2 separate regions of the Homo sapiens genome follow, and region 1 is linked to region 2. Evidence: read pairs that join two places in POLR2A ChIA-PET (ENCODE). Cell type or tissue: PC-9. All regions are shown on one strand. Each heading gives the region's core, and the rest is flanking DNA. Links, peaks and the distances in the headings are about the cores only. Region 1 overlaps PRKCE (protein kinase C epsilon). Region 2 overlaps EPAS1 (endothelial PAS domain protein 1).

Evidence for each region. Peaks named below come from ENCODE experiments on the same cell type or tissue, not always from the same donor. Only the 100,000 strongest peaks of a DNase experiment are listed, where the experiment ranks them.
Region 1: POLR2A ChIA-PET joins it to region 2 with 5 read pairs; 6 of 35 experiments call an interaction of 5 or more read pairs at or near these places.

The regions. Positions count from the first base shown.
Region 1 is chr2:46,042,190-46,047,569 of GRCh38, forward strand. The region is part of intron 10 of PRKCE (protein kinase C epsilon); the gene reads left to right. Among named protein-coding and RNA genes, the nearest start is that of EPAS1, 250 kb to the right of the region's middle. In PC-9, for the core only: no CTCF peak of the experiment used is centred there; no DNase peak of the experiment used is centred there.
Region 2 is chr2:46,304,543-46,309,922 of GRCh38, forward strand. The region is part of intron 1 of EPAS1 (endothelial PAS domain protein 1); the gene reads left to right. Among named protein-coding and RNA genes, the nearest start is that of EPAS1, 9.8 kb to the left of the region's middle. In PC-9, for the core only: no CTCF peak of the experiment used is centred there; DNase peaks (open chromatin) are centred at 1,446, 1,999, 2,819 and 3,789; H3K4me3 peaks cover 2,080 bases; H3K27ac peaks cover 3,412 bases.

The DNA of each region.
Region 1 (5,380 bases), core at 268-5,267, 260 kb before region 2:
GTGTGAATTTCATCAATTCTTCTGGCTGAGACAGGGAGTAACATCCACAGCTGACACACAGTCTGTCTGGGTGAGTTCTCCCCTCCTGTTCACTCTTTCCCCCAGCGTCCTAGTCTCAGAATGTTGCCACTTTTTATTCTTGTTGAACAGGTGAGGAAAGTAGTTTCTCCTGTTTGCTTATTGCCTGGGTCAGTTGGAGTTTTTCACAAGGAGCATTGGTAAGAAAAGAAAACAAACAAAAGTAAACAGGAGAGGTTAGAGTCCAAGATTCTGTTCCGAATTTCAATCAGGACTAGCCACAGGGTAAATTGGCCAGCAGGGCTTAAGAGGTACTTGCGCCAGCCTGCAGTTCTCTCTCTTTGCCTCTGGAAAAGCATGGCCGAGACCTGCTTTTAAAGCCCATCAGATAAACCCCTCTTGGTCCTTCTACTTAATTTCAACTAATGGCATGAGCCCTGAGTGGTATTCTCTTAAGTAACTAATGGGAGAAGAAATGTCTCCCTGGAGGCTTCTTCCATGTTACAAAACACCAGAGGCGAAGGGTGGGTGCACACTCTCAAAAGCTCAGCTAGAGACCCCCACCTAGTTCTTCCTGGCTAATCAGGAATGGTAACTCCAGCCTGACTGTGGGCTTCTTCCCAGCATCCTTGTTCACAGGCACCTCCCTGGTCAGGGTTTTGATTGCCACGCAATGTTCTTGTTTGGTGTAGCATTTTTACTAGAAGAAGAAAGTTTCAGAAACCACATTGGCCTCTGTGTAGCTCCCGTCTTTCTAAACCCTTCTAGAATTGTGGTAGTTTCCTGAGGGACCCTCTTTGTTTTGTTTTGTAACTTCATTCTACACTCACAAGGCAACTTCCCATCCAAATTAAACATTTGAAGTGGGAAAACTTTGTAGGGCCTTCAGAAAAACAGTTTTTTTTTTTCAAGGTGTTCTGTAAATATGGGATTATTACCGATCCTTGTGCCAAAGTCATGTTAAATAAAACAGTTTCAGATATGTACTTCTGACCCAAAGCCCTCTTTCATCACAATTAGGTCCTTAATCTGTTCTAGGAGTATTGCCATAATATTATCACTCTAATTACAGCCCCTAAAAATGTGAAATATGTTATATAACTCAGAGCTCGTTTGGACTTCTTACAGTCATGCTTATATGGCAAGACAAACAACTTTCATTCCAGCAGTGAAGGGGAAGAGTCACACATACAGTAACTATTTCAATTTTTTTTAAGTAACATTTGAAATACCCATTGATATCTTTTTAATATATTATGTTACAAATGTTTTAACTTACAAGAGCAGTATTATAGTATACCCCTAGAGATAAGGCCATTGTTGCCTATAAGGTATTATGGTAAGTAATAGAAACATCCACCAAGCTTCTTCATTAGCAGCAAAAATGAGTTCTTGGTTGTGTGTTTGGGCAGTGGGGATGTGGTAGAGGTGGAAGGGGAGATGGAGCAGGGTTTTAGGCAACTGAGATGATGTATCAGAGAAAGTAAGGTGAAAAGGGGGTTTCTGTTACTTCTGATTTTTCCCCTAGATTTCCCTTATGGAACTCCAGATGCAAGGAATCAGAAAGGAGTTTCTCTTCATCCATGAATCATTATAATGTATCAATTTGTTCTGAAAACATGAGTGTTTCTGTGATTGAAATAGTGGCTGATTGTTTAGGAGTCTCCTATTTATTTTTGTGGCAACCATCTCAAAGCGGATGCCGAATTCTGAATGGGGAAGATCTTTCTGCATAGGAGAGTCATGAGTATCTGGCCCACTGGCTGGGGTGTCCTGAGCATAGCAATAATGAGTGACATCATGCTCTCTGTCCTTGTTAGGATTTCATGCCAACCACCTTGGATGGGAGGCCAAGATACATTTCTAATCCTGGTCACCAACTATGCAAATTCAATTCAATTCTGTATTGTAAAAGTACGCACTGGGGACTGTGTTCAAACCCTGGTTTAGAGAACTAAGAAGATTACAAGAGAAGAGTAACTTGGTGCTTAGTGGGTACAGAATGTTTGTTGAATGAATGAATGAATGAAAAAGTCTGGGCTTGGCCCTTACATTCTTATTTAGTAAGGAAGATCTAGCTATGTGAAATAATTAAAGAGTGCCTTAAGTCCCAGTGATCTGTTAGAGAAAGGAGATATCAATATTGGCTTAGGGTAATCAGGGCAGGAATTAGTGAGAAGACTAGCAAAGGCCTTATGCTGAGCTCATCTGGTGCTTTGGGGGCTTTGATTCAAGTATGAGCACTTAATTTTTGGCTGGGGACATTCATGTAATAAATACGCTTGTATTTAACTGTGATGTGGTCCCATTTTTGCACTGTGCTCAGATTTCTCTCTTCACCATCTTGCTCTTGAGTTGAGAGAGTTGCTAACTTAGCATGCTGTTATTAAATTTAGGATTTATGTCTTTTAGCATTTTAAATGCAAAGTCCTGTAGAAACCTGGAATGCTCAATAGCTCCTAATAACAGTAGGAATGCTGTGAGGTCACCACACACGAAGCTTTAATTTATGCTAATTTAATTAAAGGTAGTTGGCAAATAAATAAATTAGGGAAAGTGCACTGAGTTCCTCTTAGCTCTGGATGAGCCCAGTATTGGAGCTGTGGATCCACTCTGTGCCCAGGGGCCCTCAGCTCCGCTCTGCCTCTCCAAGCAGGAGAATCTGTCACAGGGAAGGCTTCACTCCACGTGGTGTGTGATTCTAGTGTATGTTACATGTTTGTATCTTCTTATTCTATATACTTCGTTATGTATAGTATATGTTCTCATATTTTATTTTACAGAGCAGTATACATAAAACCATATATGCTATATTCTACAGGTGAGTTAAAGAGCATTTTTTAAGCTCCGGGTTGTGTTCAATTAGTGGATCACAAAATTCATGTAGTGTGTCTCCATGGGCATTTTTACTTTAATGAAACAGAGTAGGGTAGACAACCTAGGGTATACCACATATAGCAAAAATAGGAATTCCATTGGGGAACATTTAATTTGAGTTACTTATGTGTATGTACACATATATAGTATTTACATACATACATACACCCTCATGTGTGAATAAGTTGGCCATGTATGTGTCTACATGTTTATTGACTGGGTCATCAGTACTGCATGTTGTGGTTAAAAATAAAACACTGATTTAAGGGCTGTTAAAGCAATTTTGACCGTCCTCTTTGACATATACAGAATTTTGCCTGACTTATTTATCCCTCAGTCCTACCTAAGACAGGCTAGCGCCAGGTTCATGGGTTGGTGGAGATGTTTAGGCTAGTAATATTGCAGGAGCTTCTCAGGCTCCAGTCAGTAGGATCTGCATGTTGTTTTGTTTCTTCTCTCTCCTCCCTCTGGTATCAAGGGATATCCACTGTGCTATGGAAAATGAAGCATATGGCTGGGCATGGTCACTCTCGCCTGTAATCCCAGCACTTTGGGAGGCTGAAGCGGGATGATCACTTGGGGTCAGGAGTTCGCAACCAGCCTGGCCAACATGGTGAAGCCCTGTCTTCACTAAAAATACAGAAATTAGCTGGGCATGGTGGCACATGCCTGTAATCCCAGCTGCTTGGGAGGCTGAGGCACAAGAATCATTTCAGCCTGGGAGGCAGTTGTTGTTGCAGTGAGCCGAGATCATACCACTGCACTCCAGCCCAGAGCAGAACTCTGTCTCAAATAAAAAAAAAAGAAGAAGAAAGAAAATGAAATTGAAGCATGTTAGGCTGTAGGTCTTAACTTACAGTGTGGGGCCCTGGTAGAGGGAACTGAGTCAGCAGGTGAGAGATCAAAACAGCATCTCCTGGGGGACAAAGACAATGGCTGGAAGGAGGCCTGAGTCACAGACATCCTCAGCTGTCATGGGAAGATGGTATCTGATGGTAAATGAAATAACTCCCTTTCTTCCAGAGAGGCCAGTGCCCCTGCTTACCCAGTGGGATGGCTGGGATTCATTTCTGGTGGCAGTACTGGATGAGAACCATAAGAGCAGACCTGTTTCCTAACAGATCAGCTGCCATCCTTTGTTCAGAGTAAATCAGCTGCTCCAAGTTGGCTGAGCAGCCAGCCTCCTGTCTCCACCAGACTCAGCATGCTCTAGCCGTTGGATATAGGCTCTGGGGCCTGCCCTACCTCTAGGGCTAGAGATCATTTCCCCCAACAATATGCAGTGACACCTAGCTCCACATGACAGTGTTTCTCAATGGCCCTCAGAACCATTGCTTCTCAACAAAATCACCTCCTGAAGTTGAATCTCTGGGCTGAGGCCCAGGTGATTTTAATAAACCTTGTAGGGGCTGCTTCTGCATGTTCAAGTTTGAGAGTCTCCACTTTGGGGTTTCCTCGATGTACACGTCACATTGAAAAATGGAAAAATTTAAGCATGTGGCATTTTTCTAATTAAGACACGTTAAGATGGCTTAATTTTGGGTTCTTCCTGGTAAGAGTTTACATAGCTGGTTGAAACTTTAAAAGTCAGTGGGGGAGGCGGAGTGTCAACTGTGTAGCTACAGCAGCAACATGATAGCGCTGCCCTTAGGGTCTACACATGGGCAAGACCCCTTCAGGAATCCTCTTGAAAATACCATCTTATAAGCAAGAACTTAGAGCACTTTAATAGCCAGGGTTCCCTTGGATGGGATTCAAGACGGACTTCACATTCTCTGTTTATTTCCAGTGTAGTCATTGAGTGATCATTGGTAGGACAGCCCTATTTCCACTTTCATCTACCAGTTCACAGGCAGCTCTTAAAATCTCATCATGCACAGGAGGACACTGGGCTTTCCTCAACTTAGTGGGGAAGGCCATGATCAGCCTGCTCTCTGTCCCTTCTCCTGAAGTGAATTCTTTTTAGGTCAGGAGAGGTGTATCTGATATTCGAGAAATGATTGAGGCAGGAATCCAATGGCATCTTGTTCCTGGAGACCCAGCCTTCCTGGCCATTTTTATCCCTACTTAGAGAAGTTTTGAGGCACAGGATTAAGAGCAGGCTGGGCCAGGTGAGTCAAAGGCTTTCATTGAACTGCCCTCCTTGTCTGATACCTCCTTGCTAAACTCATTAGAAAAAGAGTACAGGAAATCTCATCTCCAGTTGGCCAAGGGAACCCGAGGAACTTGAATGGACAAGATCCCGTTAAGGGCTGATAAACACAACTGATGCCTGGTGATGAAAGTCTTCTTTTATACAGCAATGAAGACAGGTGGCTGGAACAAGAGACAGAAAAAACACATCGTGGAAGACATTGTTCTGGGAGGTGATTGTACCCTCTGCCCTCCCAGCAGGCTGTGAGCTCGCAGTGCTGTGTGGTCAGTGGAAGGAGGCCTTTACTTGGCACATCCTGTGTAACTTGAGGAGTTGGAGATCACGGTAAAA
Region 2 (5,380 bases), core at 93-5,092:
ATCAAACCTCACAAGCAGATAGGGATTGAAGATCTGAAAGGCCAACATGGAACTCCTTGAATTTCTTATTTTTCATGGGTTTTCCTAGACCCTGACAAGAGGTGGTTCTCTCCTGCCCCAAGAAATTCAAAGCTTTCCACATCCCACCCTTCGCTGGTGGCAAGACTTCAATAATTACTTCAGCCTTCGGACTCCATTGTGCAGGAGAACCTGTTAGAAGCTCTTCCTCTGTGGCTTCTGAAGAACCATCAAGATGCACAGGACTTCCTGTGGCTCTTTTGATCTTTTGAAATTGCAAGCACAGGAAGGAAAGAATGGATAGGGGGATAAAGAATAGCTATGATTGTTGTGATAATAGCATGTTGCATTTCTATAGAGCCCTTTCGCTGATGAGCCCTGAGCCTTAACAGCCATCACACTGTTGGCCCCTGCACTGTGAACCTAGAGGGTACCTTGAGTTTTTCTAGTGCTGCCAAACAGAATTGCATTGACACATACCTTAATCAAGAGAGAAGCAAGCCGTGTTGGCAACTGTGCATCACAGTCGATGTGGTGGTCATCCATGGGATGCCCCTAATAGCATCTGTAATTTTCAAGTAGATGTTGGGTGTAATTTGGTGACCCTTGTCTGTTCCCACTGTTGGAAGCCCCATAACTGATCTGATGAAAGCATAAAGTGAAGAAGAGTGGCGAGACCCTTTGTGAGATACCTGGAGCTGAAGAGTCAGGTGTGGAATGGACAAGAATGTTATCCACTTCTAAGTGACCTTGTTTTTTCTAATTTCTTAAGAAATACCTGTTTGCTTGACTGCCTTAGGCTGTTTGCAGGGGCCACTTGTACGTCAGCAAAACTCTTACTAGATGACATCACTGCCAGAAGTTCCACATGTTTCCAGGAGGCACATTTCCCACTGCCCCCACTCCCCCGAACTTGGAAAGATTCCTCAGTTTTAAAGTTATAAGTAATTTCCATGCCAGATAATGATCCTGTGAACAGATCCTTTTCTCATGTGGAAAAATATTTCAGAAAGGGTGTCTTGTCAATGAGAAAAATGACCCCATTGAAACATATGTTTATTTGCCATGTACTCATCTGACGTTTTGTGAATTCTATAAAGCCATGGAAGTGGATTGTTAGAAGTGTCTCATACACCCCTAGTGACTTCTTGAACTATCCCCCCATCCCCAGCCATGGAACTCTCCTATTAAAAAAACTAAGAGATAAGTGGTAGCAATCTTAACAAATTAGTGATTTTATCTGGTTAGGCCGTGTAATCAAACACGTGGGCAGGAAAGTGGATCCATTATGTTGTACTCATGATTGTGGTGCTGAAGGTAACCCCCATTGCCCTGTAGGCTGCCCCCAGAAGCAGGGGGTACAGCCAATAGTATTCTTAGAAGTTAATCAATTCTGTAACGGGTTGAGTGTTTTGGTCTCATTTTTAGTCCGAGGTGCCCTGATGCTGGCCTGTGACTAAGGGGAGTCAGTGGCTTGTTATGAATAAGAGGACACATGAGCTGAATCTGAGAAAGTTCAGAAGCATTTTATAAGTTGTTTAAAATACATCCATTAAAGTATATGATTATTTTTTGGTAATCATTTAAATCATTGTGCTGTGTGTCTACCCAGACAGTATTTATCTGTCTCTCGATGTTGTATTAGTATAGTATTAAAAAAATACACACATTTCACTTTTGATAAAAACTTTGCATACTGTCACTACTTTGTATAAGTTTTTTCCTGACTGCCTCTGGTTAGGGGGCAGGGAGCAAGAAGACCAGCATGCTTTCCTTCCTTTATATTTGGGAAATGGAGGTGCTGAGAGAAACAAGCCACACTGTCTGAAGTAAAACCTAGAAGTGGACCTGGTTGTCCATGGTGAGGGAAAGCCCATATGTACCACCTTGGGCTCCAGTTACAAGGTAATGAGCCATGAGCACAAAAGGGTGACTCAAAATTCAATGCCAGCCATTCTCATTACTAATGAGCAATTACAGCAAATATTTACAGGCCTCCTTCCTACCTTTATGACTTCCTGTTACTGAAGCACTTTGGAGTATTGAGAAAGATTGTCCTGGAAAAATACGTCACACACAGTTGCAGGAAAGAGTGCCTTTAAGCACACATAAAAACTCGGTTACTTGGCTTTGTTTATGAATTCCACATAGAAACAACAGAAAATTGTGCCTTTTGAGGAACTGCTTGAGAATCCTTCCTTCTGCATTTCAAGACAAGATTTTAAAAATCACATATATCAAATATATGGGGAAATGAGACACAATGTTTTTAGAGAGTGTCTAGAAATAATAGGACTGTGCAAGTTAGTACAGCAAAATTTTGGGTCAAAGCATGGGTCATTTGACAAACTCTCTTTATGAACATTACCTCTGCAATATTTTTCTAAATGAAAACAATCACACTTAATAGAATTAATCAGGATGGGAGCTAGAAGCATATAATTCACTTTCCACAGATTGGAGTAAATCCTCATAATGCCCCTTTCCTGTGTATTTAGTTAAAAAAGCACTCCAGTGAGATTGCTTTCGCAGTAAGTTTCTGTAAACCACTGTACCCTTGTATTTCTCTCCTGTGTTTCCAAGAGTTCTCAGATGCTATTTTCGAATGGCAGCGTTCACTCCAGAGCTGGCTGAGGTCAACGAAGCTAATTTTGGTGCCTTGGTGCCCAGGGTGAAGGGAGAGAGAAGTCCTCTGCAGAGCCAAAAGGACTCTCTGGGGCCTGGGTTTGGAGCAGTGTGGTGTTGCTGGACACACCACATTTCACCTTTAGAACCTTTATTTGTGTGCTTGCACAACAAATGTTTACCCAGATATTAAGATAAGGAAAGTATGAAGGTCACATTTCACTGGTGACAAGAGAGCTTCTATAAATGTAACCATATCGTTGTGCAGCGGGAGTCTGTCTTTTATTCTGTACCCGGGACTTAGGGGGAATTATTGGTGGGTGGGGCATGGGAGTTGAGGCTCTTCTTGGTTTTCTGGCTTTCTTGCTATCACTCTGTTTGTCTTGCCTCAGCTGATGTGCGCCTCCCATTTGGTAAGGGCCTTTGTCATGGCCAAGACATCTAAAGAAATCCTAGTCTGTGTGGCTGGGCACTGTGTGGTCCCCTGACTCTCTGGAGTCTTCCAGAGTTCCATGGAAATTAGTGCCCCCGTGCATTTCCCTGCCGACTGACTGGAAGGCACCCTGGCTGCTGAGATCGCTTTCCTGGTCCCCCAGAAGAGGTCCACATGGTGCTGATCCTGCAGCTGTTTTAGGCCTCCTCAGCGGGATTGTCCTATCCTCGGAGCACAGAGAATCTTCAGAGTGGGATAGGGGTTTCTTTTGTGGATTTGGGTTTCTCTTAGGGATCTCCAAAGATTAGCTAGACACTCAGGGCCTCAGTAAAGACATGGGTCCTTGGTCTAGTTTTCTTCCCAAGGGCAGCCACCATGGCAGTGGGAGTTCACCTTGCTGACTGCAAGGGACCCCACCTCACCTCTATCGCCCATTCACCATCATTCACTGTGCCTCCTGAGTTCCTAATACACAAGCCTCCTCCCACAGCCTCAAAGGCAGTGCTGCAGTACTCATTCCCACTTCTATTCCCTCACACTAGCTCCTCCATCTGGATGCTTTTCCCCTCTCTTCCTATTCAAATAGCTCCTACTTTTCTATTGTGAGCCCAGGCTTCCCGAAATCTTACACAAAATCACTAAGGGAGCGTAGAAATTTCCACAGTGGCACTCCCACTCCCTGCATTACTAGCTTTTGGTTGTTTGCCAAAGAGCCTGCTTATATTTCCTTGTTATCTAATGACACTTTATTTGTTTTTGCCTTTCTAACAATATAGCATGTTCCTGAAGGCCAAGGATGTCTGATTTTCTGATGTGCCCTAATACCTTGCTTGCTTTTTTTTGGGGGGGGGGGCTCTGAAATCATGCTTAGTTTTTTAAAAAAAATAATAGAATTGCTTTGTTCATGTCCCTTGGGTTACTTGGAAAGCCTGCCTCACAAGCTCTGCTTTCTTTATTCATGTAGATTTGACCCCTTTACTTATTTCCCTTTAAAAAGAAAGAAAAAGGAAAAGAAAAAATTTGGGGGACCACAGTCAGGTCTTATTGATACATAACTTTATATCAGATGCAAACGTCAGGCTAGTATTATATCAGTGCTTCACTTCAAGAATGCCTTATACACTAATGTGAGTACAGCCAAACAGAATACTCCAGCTTAATCTCAACGTTAAAAGCAAGATGGGGAAGTTGTGCAAGAGGGCACTAGCTCTCAGTTCAGAGATCATCTTCCCTGGGAAGCCTTCCCTGATTAACTGCACATTGGTTACCCCTGTGTTTATAGATGGTCTTCAGTCTGTATTTTGTTATTTGTATGATGCTTTTACAACTTGCTTTTGAAGGTTGGGGGTGGCGTATGTCCCTGATCACCACTCAAGTGGTAAGCCCTTCAAGAGCAAAGACCCAGTCATTTTTTCCTGTTCTTTTTTCCCCACAGAAGTCAGAATAGAGGTCTCTTGAGGTGCTCAGTAATTATTTGTAGACTGAGTAATTCTGTCTATGTCAGGAACTTTGGGAGTTTGGTGTAGAGAACTGGAAGCACAGGTAGACACTTTGCTCACATCAACCTAACTTATCCTCATTGCTTATCCACCATGCGTAGAGCAGGGTTTGTGGGAATCATCACTGTGTGTAGATGTTTATAGGTTCCCTCCCAAATTCAGGTGCTATGCTGTACGGTGAGGTTACAAAGAGGCATTAGATGGACCCTGCACTCAGGATGTCCTAAAATGATTTGTTTAAGCAATATAAGATGATTTATGTTAATGGATGTCCAAGCTGCCTTTACAATGTTGCCATCTTGTTAGGAAGTCACAACCAACTCAGATAAAACATTGAGCAAACAATGGAAGATTGATAGTAATTAAGTGAGAGTGAGTAAGGGTAAATAGATCTTGTGTGTTGGGAATAGTTAGGGAAGTGATTAGTGGAGATTAGAGGGAGGTTTATTGGAGGAGCATGAAGACCTAGGTCTGTCTTGAAGATTAGGTAGAATTTGGATAGGCAGATGAGTATGGGGCATTCCATTTGAGGTGAATTGCGTAAGTAAAATGAGAAGGCAGCAATAAACAGAGTGTGCAGGCCAGGACTGGTGAGCCAGTTCCTTCCAGGGCTGGATCTGGAGCTCTGTTAGCAGAAAGGAGATGAGGACCAGGCCTGGGCTGGTGTTGGGAAGTTTAGGGGCAGGCCTTCCTGAGTCATGTTGTGATGGAATCTTTGGGTTGCCTTGGGGCCATGGGAGCAGTGCATGCCTCTTCTGGCACATGAGAAGCTGCTCAGGGCATCTCCATCATTAGCCCTCCAACC